Linked DNA regions of Homo sapiens: region 1 is linked to region 2. Evidence: chromatin loops called from intact Hi-C (ENCODE). Cell type or tissue: mammary epithelial cell. All regions are shown on one strand. Links, peaks and the distances in the headings refer to the core of each region. The heading gives the core; the rest is flanking DNA. Region 1 overlaps SPDYA (speedy/RINGO cell cycle regulator family member A). Region 2 overlaps ALK (ALK receptor tyrosine kinase).

The links. A loop is a pair of places that touch in the nucleus more often than their neighbours do. Peaks named below come from ENCODE experiments on the same cell type or tissue, not always from the same donor. Only the 100,000 strongest peaks of a DNase experiment are listed, where the experiment ranks them.
Region 1: it touches region 2 in a loop (7-fold over the local background); 43 of 110 quality-filtered maps call a loop at or near these places.

Annotation. Positions count from the first base shown.
Region 1 is chr2:28,816,326-28,828,039 of GRCh38, forward strand. SPDYA (speedy/RINGO cell cycle regulator family member A) reads left to right here. Exons shown (of 8, transcript NM_182756.4): 4 at 2,723-2,781; 5 at 6,000-6,085. Among named protein-coding and RNA genes, the nearest start is that of SPDYA, 11 kb to the left of the region's middle. In mammary epithelial cell, for the core only: a CTCF peak has its summit at 5,239 (motif pointing right); a DNase peak (open chromatin) is centred at 5,256.
Region 2 is chr2:29,189,842-29,201,555 of GRCh38, forward strand. It overlaps ALK (ALK receptor tyrosine kinase), which reads right to left. Exons shown (of 29, transcript NM_004304.5): 27 at 7,701-7,835; 28 at 6,929-7,019; 29 at 2,933-4,081. The coding sequence ends at 3,383. Among named protein-coding and RNA genes, the nearest start is that of CLIP4, 80 kb to the left of the region's middle. In mammary epithelial cell, for the core only: a CTCF peak has its summit at 7,164 (motif pointing left); no DNase peak of the experiment used is centred there.

The sequences.
Region 1 (11,714 bases), core at 1,270-9,269, 370 kb before region 2:
TCTGATCAAAGAGGATATCATTATTTTTGTATTAAATTTCCCATCTCCAACCAAATTTGTTTTTGTTTTACTTAGTCTTTTTTTTTCAATGTTGGGTTTTTGTTTGTTTTGTTTCCTTATGGATTAAAAATTCATACTCATCTAGCTTCTAGACTACTTAAATCCAGATGTCAAATGTAAATTCTGGGCAATTCAACTTCATAGCCCATGGCATGAGTTTTATTTGACCTAAAATAAAATACTACATAAAGACTCAGGTGAGCTAACTGACCCAGTTTGACTGGGCCTAAGGGGTTTCCCAGGACTTTCTCTGCTAAACCCAAGAAAACTAGGAAGCTTGGTCACACTAGAGAAGTTTCAGGATAACAGTTTGGGAACATTGTTAAAAATTAACTATGCTTTATCATGTCCATATAATGAAACTGAGTTTGAATTTGTTTAGGTTATGAGACAGTGCTACTTTGCTGATAATTTCTTAACATTGGCAAAAAGAAACTTCTTTATAGTACTGTACTCCTAACTAGGAAAGAGAGGGAATTTTTTTTTTTTGAGGTAGGGTAATAAGGTAAACAGATTAGAAAAAGGGGTAGGATAGATGAGTTCTGAAAAATATTTGGAGTAATGAATCAAGTCAAGTAGATGCTACAGTCTGGTAGATTGTAGCTTGCTTGTTTCTAGAGGAAGGTCAGGCGCATTAAAGCAAGCTAGTTACGATTTAAAGAAAAGCAAAATGAAAAGATGAAACAGGAAAAAATGTAAGGAATATAAGTAGAAAAAGATATAAAGATGCTTCCCCATCAGATTTAGAATGTTAATAAAAGTTCCCCTTCTTTTCATTAAGAGCAGAACAAAATTATTACCTGCAAACTTTTTTAGTACCCAAAACTCATCATCAGAAACACGGGAAAATACCTGGCTGTACCATTTTAGGTAACTTAAGAAATTATAAATAGAGCCTGGGCGCGGTGGCTCACGCCTGTAATCCCAGCACTTTGAGAGGCCAAGGCAGGCAGATCAGCTGAGGTCAGGAGTTCAAGACCAGCCTGACCAACATGGAGAAACCCTGTCTCTACTAAAAATATAAAATTAGCCGGGTGTGGTGGCACATGCCTGTAATCCCAGCTACTTGGGAGGCTGAGGCAGGAGAATCGCTTCAACCCGGGAGGTGGAGGTTGCGGTGAGCCGAGATCGCACCATTGCACTCCAGCCTGGGCAACAAGAGTGAAACTGTCTCAAAAAAAAAGAAAGAACTATAAATAGAATTAATGGGCCAGGCGCAGTGGCTCATTCCTGTAATCCCAGCACTTTAGGAGGCTGAAGGGGGCGGACCACTTGAGGCCAGGAGTTCGAGACCAGCCTGGCCAACATGGTGAAACCCCATCAGGCGTGGTGGTGCATGCCTGTAATCCCAGCTACTTGGGAGGCGGAGGCAGGAGAATCGCTTGAACCTGGGAGGTGGAGGCTACAGTTGAGCCGAGATCATGCCACTGCACTCCAGCCTGGGTGACAGAGCAAGACTCTGTCTCAAAAAAAAAAAAAAAAAAAAAAAAAAAGGCTGGATATGGTGGCTCATGCCTGTAATCCTAGCACTTTGGGAGGCCAAGGCAAGTGGATCGCTTGAGCTCAAGAGTTCAAGACCAGCCTGGGGCAACGTGGTGAAACCCCCTCTCTACAATACAAAAAAAAAAAAATTTATCTGGGCATGGTGGTGCATACCTGTAGTCCCAGCTATCTGGGGGGCTGAGGTGGGAGGATCTCAAACCCAGGAGGTTGAGGCTACAGTTGAGCCAAGATCACGCCACTGCACTCCAGCCTGGGTGACAAAGTGAGACCCTGTTTAAAAAAAGGAAAAAAAGTTAGCAAGGCAGAAATTCTTATTCTCAGGAAATCAGTAGTTATTCTTGGAACTTTCCGTATGACTACATTGATGATATTTTAGTGTACACAAATGAATATAAAGAAGTTATGCCTTTTTACTTAAAATGAAGAAGAGGAGCCTGGCGTGGTGGCATATGCACCTGTAGTTCCAGGTACTCAGGAGTCTGAAGCCAGAGGATCACTTGAGCCCAGAAGTTCAAGGCCCACCTGGGCAACATAGTGAGGCCCTGTCTCTTTAAAAAAAAAAAAAAAAAAAAAGAGAAAGAGAGAAAGGGGGAATGGAAAAACAGATTTTTCTAGATTACATTCTGACAACTATTAATGTATTTTGAGATTATATATTTTAGCCCTTTAGAATTGAAATATTTTACCTACTTTCTAGATGTTATTATTTTTAACAATGTGTTTGTTTGTTGATCTTTTTATCCTAATAGTTTTTTCAAAATGTTAATTATAAATAATGAATTATGAATCCTTTTTATATAGACATTTTCATATGTATTTGAGTAATAGAAAGTGGAATAGAGATAAATAGGAGAGAAGAATGCAAAACTAAAAATACTGTTGGATATTCAGTAAACCAAACACTTCTACCATTCTCCAATCTGAGCCATATGTTAAGGCAAATCAGATGGCTTGATGAAGGATAAAGCAGTAGTTTTTCGTACAGTCTTTGCAATGGTAAATACACCAAAGAACTGAAAACTCCACCTTAGGCAACACTGGTTCATTCATTTTTGTTTTATTTCTAAGCACCATGTATAATCTCTTGACATAGAAATTAATTCTTCAAAAGGAAACATTCTGTTTTTAAAAGACAAGTTATAGCTATCTTTTGTTGTAGATGACGATTTAATTCAAGATTTCTTGTGGATGGACTGCTGCTGTAAAATTGCAGACAAGGTAAATTTGGTAACAGTATAACAATTAACCAGCATTATAATGTAACTGAACCATTAGAGCTTTAATGAGACCTTATAAGAATTTTCTATCTTATTAGTTATGATTAAGAAAAGAGCTAGTGGCCAGGTGCAGTGGCTCACACCTGTAATCCCAAAACTTTGGGAGGCTGAGGTGGGTGGATCACTTGAAGCCAGGAGTTGGAGACCAGCCTGGGCAACATAGTGAGACCCCCATCTCTAAAAAATTTAAAAATTAGCCAAGTGTGGTGGCATGCACCTGTAGTTCCAGCCACCCAGCTGAGGTGGGAGGATCACTTGAACCCAGAAGTTGGAGGATACAGTGAGCTTTGATCAATTGTGCCACTGCATTCCAGCTTGGACAATAGAGCAAGACTCTGTCTCTAAACAAATTAATTAAATTTAAAAATTAAAAAAATAAGAGCTAGCCTGCACTGCTCCTTCAAAGCAGAAGCTTTACACATGAATTTCTGGAATTAGCATATAGCATAGATTCAGTCTATACTTAAGGAATTGTAGAATATTATTGATTACATTTAAATGACCTTAAATTTGTATTTGATTGAAAACAGAAATCAAAACAGGTGTGGCAGCTCATGCCTGTAATCCCAACACTGTGGAAGGCCAAGGCGAGAGGATCACTTAAGCCCAGGAGTTCCAAGACCAGCCTTGGCAACATAGGGAGACCTGGTCTCTTAAAAAAAAAAAAAAAAAAAAAAAAAAAAAATATATATATATATATATATATATATATATATATATATATATATATATATATATTTTATCCTGAGGCAGGAGGATTGCTTGAGCCAGGGAGATCAAGGCTGCAGTGAGCTGTGGTACCACCACTGCACTCCAGCCTGGGTGACAGAGCCAGACCCTGTCTCAAAAACGAACAAAAACCAAAGAACCACAAACAGAAAATCAGTATAGACTTAATACATTTTGATCAGTTATTACCTTTTATCAGGCTGTGGAGAAAAAATATTCTGAGATTTACTTTACTAAGGTAGTCTGCATTTTAGTATTTTGTAAGTCAGAGAAAACAAATCTCAGTAATTTGTAGGGTAAAATTAGTTTAACATGTTGTTTAGGAATCAGTGTTTCATAAAAGAATGTCTGACTTACACACTGGGAGCAGCGATGTTTCTATATTCTTTAGATTTTGTTGAATGGTTAAAATTTCAGCTTTGTCGCTCATACCTGTGATCCTAGCGCTTGGGATGCTGAGGCGGGCAGATCACCTGAAGTCAGGAGTTCAAGACCAGCCTGGCCAACATGGAGAAACCCTGTCTCTACTAAAAATACAAAAATTAGCCAGGTGTGGTGGTGCGCACCCATAGTCCCAGCTACTCGGGAGGCTGAGACAGGAGAATTGCTTGATCCCAGAAGGCAGAGGTTGCAGTGAGCCGAGACCGAGCCACTGCACTCCAGCCTGGGCGACAGATCGAGACTCTGTCTCAAAAAAATAATAATAATAAAATAAAATTTCAGCTTTGTATTTTTCAATTTTTTTCTTTTAGAAAAATATTTCTCGTGCTAAGAATTTTCAGCTTTGTAAATGCCATTTTGTACCAAGCAGTCATATTTGAAAATTAAGCGTGACTTTACATCACTACTAGCCAACAGTAAAGGGAATGAGTGGAAGGTTAGCTTGTGATTAAATACAAAGTACTGGGGTGAAGATTTTTATTTAAGCTTAAGATGACAGGGATACACTAGAAGAAGGTTTATAAAATTTTTTAAATTTCATTTTGGAAAATTTAAAACATACACAATTTGAAGTAAATAGAATAGAACAAAGAGCCTCCATATGCATCTCATCTAGCTACAATAGATCAACTGTGGCTGTTCTTGTTTCTTCTAATGCCTCTCACCAAAAACGATTATTTTGAAGCTGATCCCAGACATCCTAACATTTTATCCATAAATATTTCACAATATATCACTAAAAGTTAAGAGCTGTTTTAAAACAATTACAATGTCATAGAACTTTTAAAATTAACAGTAATGCTGTAATATCAAATATACAATTCATGTGGAGTTATGATGTGATTTTTTTTTTTTCTTTTTCTTTTTTTTTTTTTTTTTTTTGAGATGGAGTCTCACTCTGTCATCCAGGCTGGAGTGCAGTGGCGTGATCTCAGCTCACTGCAACCTCCGCCTCCCGGGTTCAAGCAATTCTCCTGCCTCAGCCTCCCAAATGTCTGGGATTACAGGCATGTGCCACCACGCCCGGCTAATTTTTCTGTATTTTTAGTAGAGATGGGGGTTTTACCATATTGGCCAGCCTGGTCTTGAACTCCTGACCTTGTGATCCACCCGCCTCGACCTCCCAAAGTGCTGGGATTACAGGTGTGAGCCACTGCGCCCGTCAGGAAGTTTTAAACTTTATGGTTTTAAGGTGCAGTAAAGTTGTTGTGCAGAAGGGGGCAGTGTTGGAAAAGTAACTACCTGGAGTACTGTCTTAACACGATCTCAAGAGTACTTTACTGGAAGTTACTGTGAAAACTTGGTATCACCTTTGTGGCAAATCCTGTTACAATAGGATGAATAAATGTCTTACGAGAGATAATCTGATACATTATTATAACTTGTTTTTAATTTGAACAGACAGAACCTGGCATATGTGCTAATAATCAGGCTAGAGATGTATCTTTCTAATAATACATTTAAAACACATTCTCCCCATGAAAATACAGCCATGTTATTCTAATTTCTGAAGTCATTTGGAAATCATTTTAAAAAGTTATTTTAAAAAGTGAGTATGGATGTCTGTAACTAAAAGGGTTTAGAAAAATTATATATACACATACATACACACAAATAGAGATAGCAAACATGGCAAATTTGGTGCATCTAAGTGAGGATGCATGGCTGTTCATTTTGCTGTTATTTCAGTTTCTGTATAGGTTTGAAATTTAAATTAGATAAAAGTGGGATTTTAGCTCAAACTATTGGCAATAATAAAATTTAGGAGTCCATTCTAGTTTATAATGATATAATAAATAGTCAAGAATTACTTTTCACTGTTCACATGGTGGATTACAGGAATCCAAAAATTAAGTACACAATTCTATAATAAGTAACACTTTATTGTTTTAGCTTATTCATCAGAAAATTTTAAAGTTAACTATTTTAAAGCAGTTTTATTTATGAAAGCAAAACATTAATATTAATTTTTAACTTTTTTCCTTATAGTATCTTTTGGCTATGACCTTTGTTTATTTCAAGAGGGCTAAATTTACTATAAGTGAGCATACCAGGATAAATTTCTTTATTGCTCTGTAAGTATACTTTCTACTAAGTGATTGTTGTGTTATCTATTATATACATTACACCTTATTTAAAACAGAGGCTATTTAAAACCTTATGTATATCTTTGAATAGGCCTTCCTGTATAAATGCTGTATGTTTTTTACTTTAATAGGATATTTTTATGTTTTTTTCACTTATCATGCTATATGCCTAAGATTTCCTTTTTTATTTATTTATTTATTTTTGAGAAGGAATCTCGCTGTGTTGCCAGGCTGGAGTGCAGTGGCACAATCCTGACTCACTGCAACCTCTGACTCCCTGGTTCAAGTGATTATCCTGCCTCAGCCTCCCAAGTAGCTGAGATTACAGCCACGTGCCACCACGCTCAGCTAATTTTTGTATTTTTAGTAGAGACGGGGTTTCACCATGTTGGCCAGGATGGTCTTGATCTCCTGACCTCGTGATCTGCCCGCCTCGGCCTTCCAAGGTGCTGGGATTACAGGTGTGAGCCACTGCGCCTGGCCAAGATTTCTTGGAGTATTCCTCTTCAATTTGTATTGCATGTTTTACATTTTTCAGAATGCTTCCATATAAATTATCCCAAATTCTCCTCTTTGTGACTTAGATATTTTTTAAAACCAGAATATTCTCTGAAATTTTCAATTAATATATAGTAAAAATCACCATCATCATTGCCCTTTTACATTGAACAACTTGTGGAAAATGCTCTAAACATAGTCTTTGTGGACCTATATCTATAACATAGTCATTATTCGTATTTGATACCATTGGTATTCACTGGCTCTTTTACTAAACACACTGAGCTGTGACAAAGGAATACAGTTGTTTTCCAGTTCTTCCACTGACTTTAGTTTATATTCATTGTGATCTGTGAAATGGTTTTCCAATCTATAGGTCAGAATACATTTGGAATTTGCATTATTTAAGAATATGTTTCTGGCCAGGCACGGTGGCTCACGCCTGTAATCCCAACACTTTGGGAGGCCGAGGCGGGTGGATCATCTGAGGTCAGGAGTTCGATACCAGCCTGGCCAACATGGTTGAAAGCCTGTCTCTACTAAAAATACACAAGTTAGCTGGGCGTGGTGGTGGGCACCTATAATCCCAGCTACTCGGTAGGCTGAGGCAGGAGAATCGCTTGAACCCGGGAGGTGGAGGTTGCAGTGAGCCGAAATCACACCACTGCACTCCAGCCTGGGAGACAGAGCAAGACTCCGTCTCAGGAAAGAAAAAAAAAAAAAGAGTATATTTCCTTTTCTACCCTATAGCTGGATATAATGCTGTAGTTGGGAATGCATGAATATATATATATATATATATATATATATATATATATATATATAAAATTTTTTTTTTTTTTTGAGATGGAGTCTCACTCTGTCACCCAGGCTGGAGTGCAGTGGCGTGATCTTGGCTCACTGCAACCTCTGCCTCCCGGGTTCAAGCAATTCTCCTGCCTCAGCTTCCCAAGTAGCTGGGATTACAGGCTCCCACCACCACGCCCAACTAATTTTTTGTGTTTTTAGTAGAGATGAGGTTTTACCACGTTGGCCAGGCTGGTCTCGAACTCCTGACCTCAAGTGATCCGCCTGCCTCAGCCTCCCAAAGTGCTAGGATTACAGGCGTGAGCCACCGCGCCCAGCCATATGAATATAATTTTAAGTGTTTACCTAGAGAACACATATAAAAAATATTTAAGTTGAATACCACAATAGCTGTCAGCACTGAAGGTAAAGTTTTTACTCAAAGTGTATTTAATTCAGAATCAAAGAGTTATTAAAGAAATAGGACTAGGCTGGGTACAGTGGCTTACGCCTGTAATCCCAGCACTTTGGGAGGCTGGGGCGGAAGGATTGCTTCAGGCTGGAAGTCCAAGACCAGCCTGGACAACATAGTAAGTCTCTACACAAATAAAAATAAAAAAATTAGCCAGGCATGGTGGCATGTGCCTGTAGTGCCAGCTACTTGGGAGGCTGAGATGAAGAGGATCACTTGAGCCCAGGAGTTCAAGGCTGCAGTGAGCTATGATCACCACTATACTCCAGCCTGGGCAACAGAGCAAGATGCTGTCAGGAGAAAAAAAAAAAAACAAAAAAAAAAAACAGGACTAGAAGAAACTGATTTCTTTTTTCTTTTTCTTTTCTTTCTTTCTTTTTTTTTTTGTGACAGAGTCTCTCTCTGTTGCCCAGGCTGGAGTGCAGTGGCATTATCTCAGCTTGCTGCAACCTCCACCTCCCAGGTTCAAGCAATTCTCCTGCCTCAGCCTCCTGAATAGCTGGAACTACAGGCGCATGCCACCACGCCCGGCTAATTTTTTTTTGTATTTTTAGTAGAGATGGGGTTTCACTGTGTTAGCCAGGATGGTCTTGATCTCCTGACCTCATGATACACCTGCTTCGGCCTCCCAAAGTGCTAGGATTACAGGCGTGAGCCACCGCGCCCAGCCAAAGAAACTGATTTCTACTTGTATTCAGGAGATATATTTTCCAGTGCACAGGGAAAAATGAACTCAAAATTTAGGATGATTGCTAAATATAATAGTATTAGGTAATACTGAGTACTATGTGCAAGGCACCACAAAAAATTTTAATGTAGTATTAACTCATTTAATTTTCCCTATGAAATAAATTTTTTATTATCCCCATTTTACAGATGAGGAAACTGAGAGGAAGATTAAGTACTTTCTAAGAACAAACAAGTTAGTAAGCAGCAAAGCAGGGGCACAAACTCAGGAGTGGTTATCAATGACCAAATTCAGCCATCAACCACTAAGTTAAATTGCTGTTTATATATCTCAGTATTGTATTGTATCTATGTTGATGCAATATTTATTTTGTGTTTTTTTTTTACCTGAGAATTAAAAACAAACCAAAAGAAGCTTTAGTTTAAATCTTACTAGATGCCTGAAATTGAATTCGTTTAACTTGTTTTATAAAGTTATTACCAGTAGAGCACTATTGAGTTTATGCAATACAATTATCTGTAAGGTTGTACTGCATGTTGTATTATGTAAGCTCCATATTAAAAATAACATGAATTATAATTTCCATTTTAAGACTAATCATACTTTTTGTATGGCCTCAATAGTTCTCCTCGTTAAATATTTTCTCAGCCATAGTTCTAAAGCTCAAGTTCTTTTCCTTTCTATACAGTCTTATAATGTTTCCTTTCTATGTATTCTTATAAGACTCTGAACTTCTATTATCATTCTTCCACATTACCTTTCACAATTATTTGTTTCATGCTTACTTGCCTTCTTTACTTAATTGTAGGCTCCTTATGGGCAAGGAACATATAACATTTTATTTCATCTTTCAATTACTAACATATAGGAGGTTCTTAATTTTTTTTTTGAGACAGGGTCTCACTCTGTCACCCAGGCTGGAGTGCAGCAGCATGATCTTGGCTCACTGCAACCTCTACCTCTAGGGTTAAAGTGATCTTCTTGCCTCAGCCTCCTGAGTAGCTGGGACCACAGGCACATAGCACGACACCCGGCTAATTTTTTATTTTTTATTTTTTTTTAAAGATGGAGTTTTGCCATGTTGCCCAGACTGGTCTCAAACTCCTGACTTCAAGCCATCCTTCCCAAAGTGCTGGAATTACAGGCATGAGCTGCACACCTGGCCTTCTGGCTGCTTTTAAGACCTCTTTTTCTTTGGTGTTTGGCACTGGTTTCTTTTTAATAACTTACTTGGGATTTGGTAACCTTTCTGAAGATTAAGGATTGATGTTTTTCGTTTTTGTTTTTTGAGATGGAGTCTTGCTCTGTCACCCAGGCTGGAGTGCATTGGCACCATCTTGGCTCACTGCAACCTCTGCCACCCAGGTTTAAGCAATCCTTCCACCTCAATCTCCCAAGTAGCTGGGACTACAGGCACAGACCACCATGCCTGGTTAACTTTTGTATTTTTAGTAGAGACAGGGTTTCACCATATTGGCCAAGCTGGCCTCAAACTCCTGACCTCAGGTAATCCACCCGCCTAAGCCTCCCAAAGTACTGGGATTACAGACGTGAGCCACTGAGCCTGGCCTGAAGATTGATGCCTTTCAACAGACAACTCAGAAAATTCTATCCACTGTCTCTTCAAATATTTCTCTTCCTCTGCTATCTCCTTTTTCTCCTTTTGAAACCAATTAAACTTGTTATGCCTCGCTCGGTCTTCCCCATCACTTATCTTTGAAATTTTCTTTTTCTTTCTTTCTCTCTTTTTTTTTTTTTTTTTTTTTTTTTGAGACAGTCTAACTGTTGCCCAGGCTGGAGTGCAGTGGTGTGATCTCAGCTCACTGCGATCTCCACCTCCCTGGATCAAGGGATCCTCCCACCTCAATCTCCCGAATAGCTGGGACCACAGGCATTCACCACAACACCCAGCTAATTTTTGTATTTTTTTGTAGAGATGGGGTTTCTCCATGTTGCCCAGGCTGGGTTTCGAACTCCTCAGCTCAAGCACTCCACCTGCCTCAGCCTTCTAAAGTGTTGGGATTACAGGTGTGAGCCACTGGACCCATCCCCATCTTTGCTATTTTCTTTTTTCTTTTCTTTCTTTTTTTTTTTTTTTTTTTTAAGAAGGAGTCTCGCTCTGTCGCCCAAGCTGGAGTGCTCGGCTCACTGCAAGCTCCGCCTCCGGGTTCACGCCATTCTCCTGCCTCAGCCTCCCGAGTAGCTGGGACTACTGGCGCCCGCCACCACGCCTGGCTAATTTGTTTGTATTTTTTAGTAGAGACGGGGTTTCACCGTGTTAGCCAGGATGGTCTCAATCTCCTGACTTCGTGATCCACCCGCCTCAGCCTCCCAAAGTGCTGGGATTACAGGCGTGAGCCACCGAGCCGGGCCAATCTTTGCTATTTTCTATCTGTGTTTCTTTGGGCTGCATTTTAGATCATTTATTTAGACTTATCTCTCAGTTCACTAATTTTATCTTCAGCTTATGTCTAATATGCTAATTTCATTATAAAATTTTCCATTTATAAAAGTTCTATTTTCTTCTTTTTCAAATATACTTTTCCATGTATCGTATTATCTTTACTGGAAATAGTTATTCTTACTTTCTGTGTCTGTTCCATTACTTTCAGATTTCAGGGTCTGTTACTGTTCTTGGTACCTTGTTCCCTTATGTGTTTTGTAATATTTTTATTGTAAGTTGCCTGTTTTTCTTGGAAAGTCATCTGTGAGACTTGTACTATTTCCAATGAGAAATCTACCCCATCCTAATCATGGTGCCTGTGTTATCTAATGGTTTTTTTTTCTCTGAGTACTTTTAAGATTTACTCTTTATCACTGGTTTTGAGCAATTTGATTGTGGTGTTCACTGGTTTAATTTTCTTCATGTTTCATGTGCTTTGAGGTTCATTGAACTTCTTTGTAGGTTTATAGTTTTTATTAAATTTCAAAAACTTTCAGCTGTTACTCCTTCAAATGTCTTCTGTCCACCTCATTTTCTGTCTGCCCTATTCAGATTACAGTGCATTGAAAGAATCCTTCATTGTTATTGATACTGGCCTTCAGAGTCTCCAATTCCGCCTGTTTCTTGAAGTCCCACATCAAACTGATGCTGTGTTTATTTTTTCTTATTTTTTTCTTTTTTCTTTTTTCTTTTTGAGACAGAGTCTCCCCGTCACCCAGGCTGGAGTGCA
Region 2 (11,714 bases), core at 2,588-10,587:
AACTTTACTGTAGTTACATAATACCTTACAGCTATAGGGTTTACTAAGTACTATGTGGAGATGCCAAATTTTTTTTTTAAAGAATTACTGAAATTGTGGTAGAAACTTTATGTTCTTCTTTTGAGCTGAAAAGGAGTTGGGTTCTGGCAGGGTTCCTGCTACTGTCATTAGAGTTAGGAGGAGGAATAAGTGCTGGTGTTCAGTTGCACAGTCGGGTGACTATGGTTAACAATAGTGTATATTTCAAAATAGCTAGAATAGAGGATTTTGAATGTTCTTACCACAAAGAAATGATAACTATAGGAGGTGATGGATATGCTAAATGCCCTGATTTCATTTATATAATATATGCATGTATTGAAGTATCACATGATACCCCATAAATACACATGATTATTATATGTCAAAACAACAAAACCAAATGACAGATGAAGAAAACATGGCACAAATGGGAAGAGCCAAGAGGGCTGGATGTGAGTGGGGACAAGAACCACTGCTGAGCACGAGGGCAGGGAGGCATAGACATACCTGCCCCCACACCCAGCCCCACCTCACCTGGGGGCTGCCAAGGTGTAAGAGGGGGCGCCTGTGCTTTCACATAGTGCATGATCTCCCTGAGGAGCTGTGAGGAAGGGAGGTGATTGTCCTCCTTTTATGTCTGCAGACATTGAGGTACCAATGGGTCAGATAACTCAAGGGGAGTCAGAACTCAGACTCTAACTGGTGGAAAGAGAATCCAGCCTTTTAACTACTGAGTAGAGCATACTCTTTTTAAAAAGTTTATTCCTGCTAGTCTGAATTGCTATAATCCTGAGGTACAACATATTAACAAACTGGTCATTGCTCACAAATTGCCAGCTTCCCAGTGGAACAGTTGTGAACTTTCGATGGGCCTTATAGACATAGGATATAAATAATTATGCTAGATTACGGTTTAATTAGCATAGCTTCTGCAAACTTTAATTGTGCCCGTTCATATTCTGGGTGGAACTTTCTATCATGGTTAATAACTTTATTAAAATCCATAGCGTCTGTATGAATTGTAGCCATGTGCCTGGAGCAATATTCGAGTGGACCATAGTCCAGATTAATACCATGCTGATACCCATGGGTTACACCAAGTTAAATGAAACATCTTCAGGTCATCGCATCTCAGTGTGGAGTTGTTTATTTACTTATCCATGTATACAAGCTTTTAAGACTTGACTATTATTTACATGAAAGTTGATACCAATAAGGACGATTAGAGAGATCAACAAATCAATCTCAGTGGTAGAAAGGCACAACCTGAAAATGTAATGGATTTGTCGTTCTTAAAAGTGGAAAGAAGTAATATTTTCCCCATGAATAACAATAAAGAGATGGCTATTTAACCAGATAGCTTACTCCCAGCTTAATTGGTTACTGATGTTACAAATCTAAAATGGAGGTGTTTTTCTCAGTTATTGACAACTCCTCTGTCAGTATCCTTTAGGAAGAGTGTTTCTCAAAGTGATATTCTCGAGCCCCTTCAGATGGTCTGTGAGTTAAATAATGTGTATATGATTAGGCTACTTTTGTGCCTGGCATGAACCAGAATTTTACCGATACATTTATTTAGAGATGAGTTCATTGATGTTTCATCTTCATGCATCTCTGATGAAAATATTTTTGGCAGTTAAGCAGATAAGGAAGGTAGCCTCTAGCCATCAGTGCTTTTACAGTTGTACACTCTAACTCCAGGGAAAGGCAACTGCCTTCAGAGAAAGGAAGAGTTGTCTGGTGTTGGCTTTTAACATAATGGCTTTCCCACGCTGAAAGTGATGCTTTTGACGCAGGTGAAACTGAGAAGGTCAGAAAAAGGTATGTATATATATACTTTTTATAATATACACACACATAGTCCTTTTGTTTGGTAATGTTTAGTAACTAGCAAGTAATAAGAGAATTGCTTTCCTCTTGAATGCTTTGGTGTAGCTACCAACAGGAAAGAAAGTGGGCGTGAGGCTAGAGGAGAAGCAGAAAGAGGATGAAATGAGGACTTACTGATAAAGCATTCTAAGCATTACACACATAAGTATGTGTGTAAAATTAAACAGATTCCCAATGCGTTTTCATGGAAGTAAAATTCATCTGTGAAAACCAAGTTCAGAACTCCCACTCTAACATGTCAATGTCAACCTCAACTCTCCAAGGGTTCCACAATTCCTTTCCTCATCGCCTCCTAGGGAAAAAATTCTTTGTTTTAATCTGCCTTTGACAGCTATACAAATTATGCGATGTGTATTTCAGCACATTTATGTTCCCAGTGTACTTGGATCACATGAGGAAGGGAGAGAAAACGCAGGTTAACGGTGAAAGGAAAGAGACTGGATCAGTGCCTCTCCTTAGGACCACCAGCGGCCTGTTCCTCCCGGGGCCCTGTCCATCTCTACAGGTACAAACTTGAGTTTGGTAGTTCATTCCATGACTGAAACGAATAGAAGGTTTTGGCCTAAAATGTATTGACGCTTATGCCCACAAATGGATATGTTTCCATGCTTCCATGTATCACTGCTGCTTAAAATTTTTGCTTTTAAATGATCAAAATTTAATTAGTGGAAATTTTTTAAATAAGTAGTTTAAATCTTGAGTTTTAAATCCAGTAGGAAACCTCACACTCAGTTTTTCACTTCTAGTAGGAGGATTTTCTTAAGGCATGAGGTATATTTAATAGGATGTTTGAATCTCTGGATCTGTATTGGTGCTTTATCCTACTCAAAGCACTTGGAATGTATGCATTTCATTGAGATGAGTATATACACACTTCTGCTATACTACTGGAACTACTCACGACATTTTTTACAATTGGTGATGAATCAGCACAATTAAAAGCATCTAACCGTCACCTAAAGTGACATTTCAGTTGTCTATGATTTTTTCTTTTTCAAGTAAAGAATGTCTTTCCCCATGCTTAGTCATTACAAATAACTCCTTTATTTCCGTTCCCTCTCCCCTCAAATGGCTCATGTCCACATCAACAAGGCAAGGAAACATCTATGACCCCAACTATGAAACATAGAAGCAGCTAATTCTGACTACATTGAAGCAGAGCACACACAATTTGAAAGAAGCATAAGGAAGTATACAACAAACATGCATAAAAACCTTATGCAACCACATCTGGGCCTTGTATTTATCACTCATTTTTATGATATTTTCTTCTTTCGAAAGAATAGGATGAACCCATGCTCAAAACCTTTCTAAAGCATTTTCAAAATACAGCTTTTTTGGTGGTACTTCAAAATAGGTTGGCACAAAACAAAACGTGACATTTGGTCTCTGGTTTGTGAAGGAGCCATTGCCTCTCTCTCCTCCACGGTCTTAGGGATCCCAAGGAAGAGAAGTGAGTGTGCGACCGAGCTCAGGGCCCAGGCTGGTTCATGCTATTCTTGCTTTTCAGAATGGTATCCTCGTAATGACCAGCTCCAGGGGCAGTAGCGGCTTCTAAGGGCAAGCCCTGTTGCTGGTAGCCGTAATTGACATTCCCACAAGGGAAGTGACGTAGCCTGAACAGAGGTACCTCCTTCATATTGGCAGTCAGCGAAGAGGGCTCTAGGAGCAGTGAGGCCCCCGGAAGTCTCCCAGTTGCAACGTTAGGTGGGACAGTACAGCTTCCCTCCAGCCCCAGGTTACCCCTGTCGTGTGGCTCCTTCTTTGCTATAGGATTATTCTTTTTGGTGGGTTTCTCTGTAAACCAGGAGCCGTACGTTGGGTTCCACAAGCTGGTGGGCTTGTTTCTGGATCCGTGGACCTTGTGCAACTCCGAAGGAGGGTTGGACTGAGAGAATGCCATATTCACGTGTCCCCCTTCCACGGCCGGCCCTCTAGGGACTCGAACAGAGATCTCTGCAGCTGTGGGTTTCTTTGCAGCCTTGCCAGAGGAGGTGGTAGGCAGAGGTGGTGGGGCAGCTGGGCTGCGCTCCTCCTCCCGTTTTGCCTGTTGAGAGACCAGGAGAGGAGGAACCCCCTCAGGGTCCTTGGGCCTCACAGGCACTTTCTCTTCCTCTTCCACAAGTGGACCATATTCTATCGGCAAAGCGGTGTTGATTACATCCGGGTCCTGCCGTAGGGGAAATTATTAAAACTTTGAATCAGAGACAAAAAATGTTGGATCTAGAAGATACCTTAGAGATGATGTTATCTAAACATATTCTACAGATGAGGAAACCAGGATTTATTGAGAATATAGTAACTTACAGGCACTGGGGCATACAAAATGAATGGGAAGTCATCCTTATCCTCAAAGACCTTAGAGGATAAGCGCTATAATGGAAGTGTGTATGGGTGCCTGGGACAGAGTGGAGCAGGAAAAGCTTTGCAGAGGAGGAGACCTTTGGCCAGTTTTTAAAGATTAGTGGATTTAAAAAAAAAATTAAGATTATTATTTGTATTATTCCAGTCTAGTTCCACTAAAATCGTTCCAACTGGAAAAAATAAAAATAAAAGCCTATGTGTTTGACTTCAAGAGTGATGGTGGGGGGCTGGGGGGAGGAGGAGAGGAGACACATGCCATGTTGGCCTACAGGGTTTATTTTTTGATCTCTTCCCAGCTGCTTTCCATTTCCATTTGGGTACTTTACACTTGATTGTAAGTTTTCCTGTGCCACATCATCACATGTGCAGGTACCACAGTGCATGTTTTTGTGTTTGTTTTTTAGAGACAGTCTTGCTCAGTCGCCCAGGCTGGGGTGCCATGGCTCAATCTTGGCTCACTGCAACCTCTGCCTAGTGGGTTCAAGCCATTCTCGTGCCTCAGCCTCCTGAGTAGCTGGGATTACAGGCATGCACCCCACCCCCCCACCCCCCCACCCCCGCTAATTTTTGTGTTTTTAGTAGAGACAAGGTTTCATTCAACATGTTGGCCAGGCTGGTGTCGAACTCCTGACCTCAGGTGAGGCACCTGCCTCGGCCTCCCAGAGTGCTGGGATTACAGGCATTCTTTAACTAGTCTGGATGTGAGGGACCCTTTGCACAACCCAGGAAATGCTGAAGTGCTGTGAGGAAAACCATTTACAAAAACAACTGTGTGCTAGATCATTTTCACAGTAATAGACTGTAACATAGAAGAACAGAAGCAGCTGCCAGAAGTTTAGGGAAAATTTGTGGAAGAAAAATTAAATTTGGAGAAATTAATTAATATTTTATGCAAATTGAGAAAATACCCTCATTACCTGAGTAACAGAAAAACACGAGTGTTCGAGTTTAAAAAATAACTACCTCTGACTCATTAAAACATTCTTTAGTTCCCTCTGTGTTTTAGTAATTTCTATAGTGAATCAATCATTTTAAATATGCTTGTGTAAAACTGCCTTTTAAGAGGGATATTATAGACTATTGAGAAAAATACTCCTAAGAAGGTATATATGTTTAAGTGGGTGTATTCCATTCAGATTACAACAAAATAACCTAATGTCATTAAACAGAGTTCTCTGAAAGAACCTTCAATAACGTGATATAGGAAGTCTATAGATAAAAATGCCAGTTCACTCACGTGAGCTGAAAGGAATAAGAGGATGGAGTAGTGAGGCTGGAAAATGACTACAGTTTGAAAAATGTGTCTGTCTTTAGTCACAATGAAGAGGAGGGGATTTAAAGAAATAGTAGGTAGGCCAGGTGTGGCAGCACTTTGGGAGGCCGAGGCGGGTGGATCACTTGAGGTCAGGAGTTCGAGATCAGCCTGCCAAAATGGTGAAACACCATCTCTACTAAAATTACAAAAAAAATTAGCTGGATATGGTGGCACATGCCTGTAATCCTGGTCACTCAGGAGGCTGAGGGAGGAGAATCGCTTGAACCCGGGAGGTGGAGGCTGCAGTGAGCCAAGATGGCGCCACTGTGCTCCAGCCCGGGCAGTAGAGCGAGACTGCTCCCAAAATTAAATTAAATAAATAGTGGTTTATTGACTCTTCTAAAATATTCTCAGAATTAGATATCCTGGCAGAACGAGAACCAAGAGAGAGGGAAAGAAAGTGAATACAGGGAAGAGGAGAGCATCGGACAGAACAAAGCCCTGAGCAGGCGATTGGTGATACTGGCAGCAAGGCTGGCCTTGAAGGGGAGGAGAGACGGGAAGGCAGGTGGTGAGAAATGGCGGCAGAGGCAGAGAAGTTTGTATCAGAGACAGGGAGGAAATGAGGGCATTCTCTTATGATGATCTCCACCCTCTTGGTGAGGGAGGAAGCATAGCTGTCGGCTGAAAATGAGGGAGAGAAGCAAAAATTTCGAGTCGTTATTGAAGGAATGGGAGAGGGATCTGTAGAGGAACCCACAGGATTGCTAGAAGAATGTTTGACTTGGACAGACTCTTCAGGCCTTAACTCCTCATCTATAAGGTAGGGATATTTTACATTCCCCACTAAGGATAAAACGAAATACGCAAAAAGTGATTTGTGCAGTATGAATGATAGCAAGTATTATTGATGATGTTAAAATTTCTCCAGATTACTTTGAAATTTCATTCCCTTAATCCTCCTGACATATATAGTTGGACATATAATCTATCAATTTTATATGCAATTAATTACTTCACATGTTGTTATTTCTCCAGCCAGGCTCTAAACTATTTGAGAGCAGATGTGTTCCATACGTCTGTGAAGCTTCAATTTTGGCTACTAAAACATTAGGTCCCCAGTAGGGACTTGATAAATTCTCGTGGACTGGATTGATTCCCCAGTTTTTACTGTGTGTCTGGCACTGTGCTGTGTGCTGGTGAAGTTACTAATATTTATTTTACAAAATGGGCAAATGGAGACACCAGTCATTTCATTTTAGAGAAAATTAATTTTCACTATTTTGATCATAAATCTTGTACTCTGACTGGCTTGACCTATTTCATATTTCGGTATTTGCCATCTTTAAGACTGTTTCATATAGAGTAAATGTTGACCAAAGGGAGAAAATGTTTTACCTGGGTGCAGTATTCAATCCTCTCCAAAATGATGGCAAAGTTGGGCCTGTCTTCAGGCTGATGTTGCCAGCACTGAGTCATTATCCGGTATCTAAAAGAAGAAGCACATTAATTAAAATAAGGAGAAGCACAATGATGAAAAATATATTTTCTTCCAGCCCCAGGGTTGCAACGAATACGTTGAGGGTGCGAACTCGTCTAGGCCCCGTGTACTTGGCCTATGCTGCCCCCTGCTGATTGGTCAAGGAAGAGTGCGCAGGTGTAAAGGTATCTAACACAGACATCCTGATGTTTATGTTAACCACGGCTGCTGTCACTCCATTCCTGAGTTAAAGCCACTTTGGGGACAGAATATTCCAATTATATTTCCCATCCACGTTGCTTGTGGGAAGGAAGTGAGGGGTGCCAGGCAGGGCAGGAGACATTGCAGGGAATGGAAATCTTTAAAGTAGACACAGACATACGGTGTAGGGCAGCAGGGACTGGGCCTGGGACACACATTCCCAGCAGGAGCTTGGGGAATGTAGGCCTGGTGAGTCCACAGCCTGTAGCCAGACAATGGATACTTTTTCTGGGATGGCATCCTTGCTTTTGAGGGCCTGGGAGACGCATCCATCTCACTGAAGTCGCAGTCACATTCGCATCTTGGGGCATATTAAAGGGAGGGCAGCCATCTGCCCCTTCATCTTAAAGAAGCATATGTGGCTCTGGATATTTTTTGAAAAGAAAAACTGCTTAGTAACTAGCAGAAGTGTTCCTAAAAGAGTCATACACAGGCCCAGGGCAGTTCTTGGGTGGGTCCATCCGGCCTCCACTGGTGACAAACTCCAGAACTTCCTGGTTGCTTTTGCTGGGGTATGGCATATATCCAAGAGAAAAGATTTCCCATAGCAGCACTCCAAAGGACCTGGGCATGGGACAGAGGACATGGAGATGGATATAGACACACCCACCCACATTCACACACACACACAGGCACACAGACATACAATTTCAACCTTTTTTTCCCCCATTATACCCTTTTCCATAACATAGAACTCTTAAAATGTAGAAAAATTTAAAAAATAAGAAAATACTACACATGATGCTCCCTTAAAAGACAACCCCTGTTGATTTTTAAGTCGTTTCTGTGCTGAGATTTTTTTTCACTTATTTGCAGTTATATTCAATATGCAATTTTGAACCTTGACTTTTCTGCACATTTCATTATATCATAAACATTTTCCATGCCAGTCCATTTCATAAATAACATTTGGAATGGCTAATGGCTGTAAAACATTCCATTGAGTAGTTGGTTTGCCTTATCATTTCCACATTGTTTTCAGTTTTCAAAATATTTAAAATACTATAATGAACATCTTTGTGCATTTTTTAAAAGGAAGATTTCCTTAAGATAAAGTCTCTGAATTACTAGATTAGGATGTCCAGCCAGCTGATTTCATAGTCTCTTACAGTTCTCTGAGCTTCAGTTTCATCTATCAGATGCCCACTCATCAACTTCACTGGCCTATTTTAATAGGCAACTCAAATTTAACATGCCCAAATGGAACTCTTTCTGTACACACATCATCTCCTTTATTCTTTTCCAACTCATCAGCACCTCTGGTTATACATTTGCTCAAGCCCAAAACCTAGGAGTCATCCTTGATTCCATTCTCCCACACCCCTCCACTTCCCATCCAACAGTCAGCAGTCCTATAACTTTCAAGATAGATCTTGAATCCAGATAGGATAATCTAGTAATTCAGGGTAATTACTGAATTAAAATGTAGGCTAATTCTAGTAAAATAACTAGATCAAAAGACTATGAATATTGACAAATTCTTGGTGCATATTATTTGGTTTCCAAATGTGTTACTCTGTTCATCTACCAGCACCATGTAAAAGCGTGGTAGACACACTCACCAGCATTGAGTATTCTTAATAATAATGACAACTTTTGCTGATTTTAAGGGAAAAAATGGTAGAATATTTTAAATTATGTTTATTGACTTGATAATTCACATGGTTGGATGTTTTCCCAAGTGTTTATTAATTCATTTCACTTTTTTTTCCTATGAATTGCCCATTTTTATCTGCTGGGACAAATTGGTATCTATCAATCAATTTTCTTTTTGATTTGTAGGCACTCTTTATATGTCAGAGATGTTAACCTTTTATAAAAAATTCAAATACTTTTATTAGTTGTTTTCTTTTTTTTTTTTTATGTAGTCTCACTCTGTTACTCAGGCTGGAGTGCAGTGGTGCCATCTTGGCTCACTGCAACCTCCACCTTCCAGGTTCAAGTGATTCGCCTGCCTCAGCCTCCCAAGTAGCTGGGATTACAGGCGCCCACCACAACACCTGGCTAATTTTTGTATTTTTAGTAGAGACAGGGTTTCGTCATGTTGGCCAGGCTGGTCTTGAACTCCTGATCTCAGGTGATCCACCCACCTCGGCCTCCCAAAGTGCTGGGATTACAGATGTGAAACACCGCACCTGGCCTTAGTTGCTTTCTAATGCTACTTTTTAGCATACCAAAGAAAGATTTTTATTTTTAGATAGTCAAACCTATTTTTTTAATGTCATGATTTCCTTTATTTTATAGTTATACAATCTTCCCTTCACCAAAGATTAGATAAATATTTGCTATCTTCTTCTAGTTGTGTTTGTTTTTGCTCTCTTCTTAAATCTAGTTGGAATTTAATTTGGTGTCTAGTGTGAGGTAAGGACCTAAATTGATTTGCTTTTCAAATAACTACTCTTCCAACACTATGCATAAGATAATTTCCTCCTTACCCATTGACTCACGATTAAAAACAGGTCTGTTTCTGGCTATATTTTCACTTCATCTATTTGTCTGCTTCTTGCATTGATACCATTCTATTTTACTTTCTGTGTATTTGTCTTAAATCTGAAAAGGCATTTTTCTCTATTTCTCTTTAAAAAATATTTGATTTCTCATTTGTTTTTTTAAAAGCTTTATGAGATGAATTCTTCGTGTTCTAAAAGAATCACCTTTGATATTTTGATTAAAACTTTAAACCACTACCTAATGATCAGCTTTTTGACAAAGACTATCTTTTAGTGTGATTGTAGTTTTCTGAGGTTAGCAAATATTACCACAAAAATTGTAGAGAACAATAGTTCCTTCATCTTCTAAGAAACATGGGGTGCTTTTATTGTCATCATCTGTGTGAAATTTCAAAGACTCTTGTGAGAAGGATTGGGCAAAGATATTTTCCCTATTTTTCAGGTGAGAAGGTTGAAGCACAGGTTATTATACAACTAATCCGAGACAGACTGGAATACATTATTAGATCTCTTGATTTTGCTACTTACAAATTGCCTGGCACATATATTATTCCTTTCTGTTTGGAGATCTCTTGATTTTGCTACTTACAAATTGCCTGGCACATATATTATTCCTTTCTGTTTGGTGATCTTACTTCCCTTCAAGGCAAAACTAACTAGGCAAAATCAAATGAACAAGAAACTGGCAGTAAGGCCTAAAGAATTATAGCTATATGTTTTCTGTTTTTCTAGATAGATATAGGTTATAGCATCCTTTGAGAGCACTAATAGAACTGCACATGAATATTTATTTTCTTAGTTTAGAGTTCAAGGGAGCAAGAAGTAGTATTGGTCATAGAACTTTGACAATTTTGAATAAGTAGGATTTTCATATTTGCAAACAATACCAGATACCTAGTTAAATTTGAGTTCCAGATAAGCAACACATAGTTTTTTTAGTATATGTATGCTCCAATATTTATACTAAAAAACTATTTGCTGTGCATCTGAAATTCAATTTCACTGACCATTTTGTATTTTATCTAGAAACCCTACAGATGAGGCAAATCTATATTTTGTATGCCAGATGGTTCTTTCATCACCTATAAGCCTGCCCTAAACAGGAGCGACAAAAGCCCAAAGCTTTGCACCAGAGCATTTAAAATCAAATATACATACGTATATATGTATATATATACGTATATATATACGTATATATGTATATATATACGTATATATATGTATATACATGTATACATATATATGTGTGTATATACATATATACGTATATATATGTGTGTGTATATAGATACGTATATATATGTGTATATATATATTTTTAAACTTCACTTTCTTTTGGTATTAAACTTGCTCTGCCTGGAATGATTGATAGAAATAATAGCAAACATTATTGCTGATTAAACTGTTAAACATTTGAATCGATGAAGATAATCTGATAAAAGATTTTAAAATATCAAGCTGTTCTGTATCAGCCTTTAAAAGCTACATTTTTCTCCTTAATCATAACCTGAAAGGAGGTTATGATTAAAGAAAAAAAAAAACATTGTGGAAGATGGTCTCCAGGTGTGATAGAGGTTATGCTCTTAGGAAAAATGGGAGCCAAAAATTAATATCTTTAAATGTCCATCCAGTGGATTCCAAGATCTCATACACCAAGATCTCATACAGTTCTCTGATCTTTAGTTTCATCTATCAGATGCCCACTCATTAGCTTCACTGGCCTATTTTAATAGGCAACTCAAATTTAACATGCCCAAACGGAACTCCTTCTGAACCCACACCATCTCCTCTTTCATTCTTTCCCAACTCAGCAGCACCTCTGGTTATGCATTTGTTCAAGCCCAAAACCCAGGAGTCATCCTTGACTCCGTTATCCCACACCCCTCCACTTCCCATCCAACAGTCAGCAGTCCTGTTAACTCTACATTCAAGATAGATCTTGAGGCCGGGCGCTGTGGCTCATGCCTGTAATCTCAGCATTTTGGGGTCTGAG